2 separate regions of the Homo sapiens genome follow, and region 2 is linked to region 1. A link is an interaction called in ENCODE POLR2A ChIA-PET data of the cell type or tissue named here. Cell type or tissue: HepG2. All regions are shown on one strand. Each heading gives the region's core, and the rest is flanking DNA. Links, peaks and the distances in the headings are about the cores only. Region 1 overlaps LOC107984016 (a long non-coding RNA gene). Region 2 has its middle 8.7 kb from the start of ZFP36L1.

Region 1 (2,907 bases), core at 163-2,662:
CAGGAACTCTGGTGCACTTGGGCCGGGTGGGACTCTGGCATGAGTATTGTTTGAAAGTTCATCAGGTGATTCTAAGGTGCAGCCTAGGACCGGAACAACTGTGTAAGATGCTGTGAAAACAGCTCCATCTCACCTTCACCAGGAATATGAGCAGCTCACTGCCTAGTGAGGCTCGAATACCCATTAGGAAGAGCCAAGCCAGGCTTCTTAGGGTGGGTTCCCTGGCAACACTTCCCAAACTCTCCCACCAAGCTCCCAGGAGGCAGGAGGGAGCAAACACATACTCTGCAGAACCGGAAACAGATGGCAGCAAGCACCACGTGTCCTTGAAGTTTTCTGGTTTTGCTTTTAAAATTGGAATTTTTGCATCTTCTTCTACAATATCACCATCTTGTTTTACAACCTAAAAAAAGATTTCATTATGTTGACTTTTTTTCCTCCAAAAATATCTGAGTGTAGAAATGAGGCTCTGGAAAGGTATGCCATGTTTAAACTGTGGTTTTGTATGGTCCTTGACACACCATTGGGTTCCCTGGGGTTCCTGACTTTGAAAAACCCAGCCACAAAGAGTTAAAGAGGGTGGGAGCCAATCTGTTTAACCTTTGGAAGGAATCGCATCTTAGACGAAAACCTAGGCACAGAGAAGTTAAGCAGCTCATTCAAGATGACACAGTTTGTTATTAACTGAGTCGGAACTGTACCTCAGGACCCACCTTTCCCACTGCATTGATCTGGGGCAACTGCTAATTTGCTGTGTGACCTTGTCTAGTTCTCTTTACTTCTCTGTGTCAGTTTTCCTACGCATAAGATGATGATAACATCTGATCCACCCAACTTCTTCAGTAGTTGAGGAGGCTCAGGTGTGTAGAGGCATGTTGAAATTAGGGAGTGTCACATGTAAACTGTGGCATGTCATGTGTAAATTATGGAGTGTCATATGTAAATTATAAAGTGTCACATGTAAAAACAAGGCGCCGTAATTTAAGTCCAGCCTCACACTTCTAGGTGAGGCACAGTGATTGCAGCAAGAGTGACTTTTCCAGGGTCATGCGGGCGGGCCACTGAGGGAAACACAGTGTAGTGCACCCAGCCCCTCTGAGCCCGTGCAGAGGCTTAAGGGAGCTCCAGTGTTCCAGTTCCAGGGAAGGCTGAGGCTGGGAGCTCATGCCAGCACTTCTGTTTGCTCTCCATTGGTCCCAGCTTTTATCTGCCCAGTACCAGTTTGAAAACAACCTTCTTGTCCCAATCCTGAGAGTATCCTTTCGAAAGAGTAAGTCATGGAAAAATGCGTGGCAAACAACAACAATGCCAGCACCTTCTTTCTCCTTTCACAAGGCCACAGAGACCCTCCCCCACAGCCCATCTCTTCCAGAGGAAGTCTGCGGCCAGCCCTGCTCCAGACCCCTCCCTTGCCAGCCCAGGCCCGTGAGGCTCCTCAGCCCACGTCCGCCCTTTTCTGTTTACACTGGGAGATGAGCTTCTGCCGAGCTTAAGTGCAGTTCTGGCCCTTTTGTTTGTTTTTAAGTCAAGTTACAACTTTGCTCCTGGATTTATTGCAAATTCCATTTATCTTCTTCTTCCCGGGGTCTCTGCACAAAGCCTTTGTGTCTTCCTCTTCTGCTGTGGACAGATACCATGGGGCACCAGGAAAGGACGGGGAGCACACAGCCCCGGGGAGGCGCACTCTAAGGAGGGCCAAAGCCATTCTGCGGGGTGCTGGGGAGGAAGACAGGGGCTGGCAATGTAGGAGGAGGGGCTGTCGATTACCCGGGAGGACAGGCCCGGCCCTACATCGTGCCCCTTCTCACACAGGCCTCCAGAGGAAAGAAGAGCCAGGCCGAAAGGCAAAGAAATCCCAGACCTCAGGGGAAGGAATCAAGAAAAGAAGGTTCTGGTTTGAGTGGAAGGAGCCCGTGGCACTTTCTAGCCAGGGGTGGTATGAGGCCAAAGGTTCTGAGAGGCCTGAGAAAGGACACCTAGGTCTGCTGAGGGCGGTAGGCCTGAGGGTTGGGCACAGCGCGTGCCATGAGAGACCACCCCAGGTGCAGCTGGGCACCAGCACAGTCTCTCAGCTTCCCTGCCCTTCTCTTAGGCCTCCCCAACCCTCTCCAAACACCACATTTCCAGAAACTGCTGATGAAGAGCAAACAACTCCAAACTGAAGCTCACCAGGGAGAGAAAGAGAATCAAACTGAGCTGAACAAATTGCGAGTGGGGCGTCCAGCTGTGCTGTTGGCTTGTCTCTCTAAGAGGGGAAGTGCTGAGGGCCTGTCCCCCACCACCACCCCGAGTCCTTCCCTAGTGAGAGTTCCCTGGCTTGGGAGCACGCAGGAGATGCTCGGCTTCAGAGGGGCCTTGCTTGAGCGTGGTGAGGAAGTCCCGGGGCTGTGAAAGAGGAAATGCTGGACTCTCCCTGCCTAAGGGCCTGACCTAGAATGGGGCTTTAACCTCCCTGGAGGAGGAGAGCAGCTGCAGGTAGCTGGCGGCTGCAGAGTACTCCTGGGCAGGCTGTAGGGCCATGGGTCAGTAGCTGAAGGAGCCACCTTTCATGCCCTCCCCTCACCATCACAGTTCCCGGGCATGAAACTCAGGCATCAGCACCTCAGCCCAGGCCCTCAAGGAGTGGGGTTAAGTGAGCATGAACAGAGCAGGCCCCCTTTGCCTCTGGGAGCCTCCTGGCTTCCCAACAGGTGCTATCGCTGAATGAAGAGGAGGGCTGTCCACAGCAGTTTCCCCAGCCAAGGCTCTGGGCTCCAGCCCTGCTGGTCCCTCTTCCTCTGTCACCCATCAGCTCTGCAGCCGGCCCAGATACTCCCTTCTCCATGCTGTGGCCCCTCCTCCGGGGCCCCCACTTCTCAACCTCTGCACTGGTCTATCTGTCACTTACCTGCCTGGCTCCCTCAGACA
Region 2 (2,907 bases), core at 218-2,717, 180 kb after region 1:
CTTTACCTCCCACAGGGCGTAGGAGGTACTGACTAGCAAGGAGGCTTATTTTAAATCTGCAAAAAGAAAAACTTTTCTAATGCAGATGATTACACTTACTAATTAGTCAACTTCGTTGTGCCTGGGTTACTGCAAATTTAGCTTTCCTGCAGAAACAGCACCTGTTCACTGAGGGACAGTATTAGGTAGTAGGAAACTGTGCAAGCTTGAGAGCCATTGGGGTGGGATTCAAGCCCCACATCCCCTGGGCAAGTCACTCACCTGCTCTGAGACCATTCCCTCCTTCTATAAAAGGGGACTAGAACAGTACCTGCATCATCCAGTTGTTGCTATTACAAAGACCAGCCACAATTTATTAAGTGCCTATAATGGGCCAGGTACTGAATTTCTTTTTCTTTTCCTTACATGTATTAACACTCACGACAACTGTATAGGTTTGTCTTTTTGAAGTATAACTTACAGTGAAGTGCTCAAATCTTCAGTGCACAGGTCAATGAACTTTTACATGTATTCTCTATCCTCTAATCAAATATCAATTATCATAGATCACTGTTGCCTGTTTATGAACTTCATACAAATGGGCTCATGCAATATGTGCTCTGTTGTGGCTGGTTTCTTTCATTCAACTTTGTTTTAGCAATTCTTCCACATTGTTGTGTACCAGTTATTTGTTCTTTTATATAGCTGCATAGTATTCCATGATGTGACAATCCCACAGTTTGTTTGTTTATCCATTGACCTAGGTGTCATTATCATCATCATTATCACCATCATCCTATTTTACAAATGAGGAAACTGGGATCTGAACTTCTTACTAAGTGTTTAGCTTGAAGTCACAGAGTGACCTTGAGGCCAAACAGGGACTTGAACCCAGGTCCCTGTAACTCCAAAACCAGCTCCTTACCACGGACAATAGAGCCTCCCATAGCTCTGGAATACTGGGATTGGCGGAAATGAATGCTGACCTGTGTGGTCATGAGCTCCTTCTCCCTGAGGTACATTTGGAGTCAGGGGGAAGCTACCTGCCTGGCTCCAGGTGCTGAAAAAATTGCCTTAGTTTTGGCGATTGCCCATATTTATTTTCATTGCAACCCAAGCTGATAGCACAGGTACAGTCATCACTCACAGCCCTGTACTTTGAGACCTGGGCTTTGCCAACATTTCAGAACAACTGCAAACAGCTTCAATGTGGAGGAGGCATCCTTGTCCACTGACCAGCAGCTGGCTCTTATGGGCAGCCCCTGCCCTGGCTCCTCAGAGTCTGGTTTTCTATGATGGTAACTCAGCTGTAACCATCTGGGACTCCCACAGAAAGCATTGTAGGCCAGGTTTCTCAACACCAGCCTTACCTATCAAGAGGTGAGACCCCCAGTGCTGACCTTATTCAAGAAAAGGCTGAGATTTTGCCTTGCTTTCCAACCTTCAGAATCTCTGCCTTCTGCCCAGCAGGCAAGTGGCAGGCCTTAGAAGGGCCACCTGCAAGGCAGCAAGGGGGTGACCAGGGGCCTGGCTAACCTCCCCACCTCCTCCCCCTCTGAACTCAGGTAGCCTCCAGTCAGTCCACCCAGACATGATTAAATGGTTGGCTACACACAGGGGTGGAAGACCCCGGGGGAAGAAGGGCATGGAGCCAACTCCCTGAGGCAGCCCTAGGGCACCCTTTGGTCTGTTGATCATTAACAGAAGCCACCTCATGGCAGGCAGAGAAGGGGAAAGTCCAAGGGGATGGCCTACCCCCTCCTCCCAGACTCCGTCCTCCAAATGTGCCAATGCAGGGCCTCATGGGAGGTGAGGTCATGGCACTCAACGGAGGGGGTGTGTGCAGAATCATCTAATCCAACTCGTTGCCTCCTGTGTTCATGCAGAATCTCCACAAAAGGCCAAGGGAGAGGGCAACTAACACTGATTGATTTGCAGTTACTGTGTGCCAGGGACTGCTCCAGTGTCCCAGCCTACAACACTCTAGCATAGTGATGGAGGTCGCCTGCCTGGGTTCAAATCCTGACACCGACTCCCTGTATGACAAATTAGTGAATTTCTCTGCACCCCAATTTCTCCATCTATACAAAAGGAACAGTATAGAGCTTCCTCCGTGGGGTCATTATGATCATTCAATGAGTTAACACACAGGAAATTCTTAGAGGACTACCTGGCACTTACAAAGAGCTGTCATGACTAATGGCTCGCTTGATCTCATAGTAACTCCTTGAGATACAGCTGAAAAATCCAAGGTTGAGTCATTTATCCAAAGCACAAGCTGGTAGAAGGGGAGCTGGGATTTGAACCCTGGTCCAAGGGCTCCATTCAACACCCCTTCTTCCTTCACGCCCTGGATCCTTCCCCTGCCATGACCCCTGCCTCTTCGGTAACCAGTGCTTCGTGATCCAGTTGACTGTAAAACCCATCTTCAGACTAACCCACAATCTCAGTTGGCCCTCAAAGCCCTCCTTTCATGAGTGTCACTGAACCATAGCCTTCCTCCTGAGAATGAGGCCTCCAGGCCAGGAAAGGCATTGCTCGGTGGCCAAAATAGCTCATTTCTTTGAGCTGCTCCAAGAGAAGATCTTCATCCAACAGCCAGAGAGTGGGTTGCAGGGCCAGTAGCCACAGAGGCCCCACCCATCCATGGCAGACCTGGTGCAGGCCCCTAAACCCAGCCTTCAAGACACCCTGGCCTCCAGGGTAAGGGGTGGAGAAGAAGGCTTTGTGCCCCAGGATTGGCCTGGCCTTTCCTGACCCACTTCCCTCGTGAAAGCCTTCCCTTCAACTCCCTCAGCATAGTTCCTATCCTTCCTAGCTGCAGAGGAGCTCAGAGATAGGGGTTTCTTGCCAGTTCTGGGCTCACACTTCCCTGGCCTCCCTGCCAGACTACAGCACAGGGCTGCTGCTGAGGCCCCTTCTTCTAAC

The links. Peaks named below come from ENCODE experiments on the same cell type or tissue, not always from the same donor. Only the 100,000 strongest peaks of a DNase experiment are listed, where the experiment ranks them.
Region 2: POLR2A ChIA-PET joins it to region 1 with 6 read pairs; 12 of 35 experiments call an interaction of 5 or more read pairs at or near these places.

Annotation. Positions count from the first base shown.
Region 1 is chr14:68,606,084-68,608,990 of GRCh38, forward strand. LOC107984016 (a long non-coding RNA gene) reads right to left here. Exons shown (of 3, transcript XR_943973.3): 3 at 1-403. It also overlaps a transcript of RAD51B not described here. Among named protein-coding and RNA genes, the nearest start is that of RAD51B-AS1, 78 kb to the right of the region's middle. RefSeq lists an enhancer at 952-1,598. In HepG2, for the core only: no CTCF peak of the experiment used is centred there; DNase peaks (open chromatin) are centred at 1,178 and 1,478.
Region 2 is chr14:68,782,923-68,785,829 of GRCh38, forward strand. No RefSeq gene overlaps it. Among named protein-coding and RNA genes, the nearest start is that of ZFP36L1, 8.7 kb to the right of the region's middle. RefSeq lists enhancers at 1,603-1,747, 1,892-1,951 and a cis regulatory region at 1,669-1,682. In HepG2, for the core only: no CTCF peak of the experiment used is centred there; DNase peaks (open chromatin) are centred at 1,169 and 1,749; H3K4me3 peaks cover 686 bases.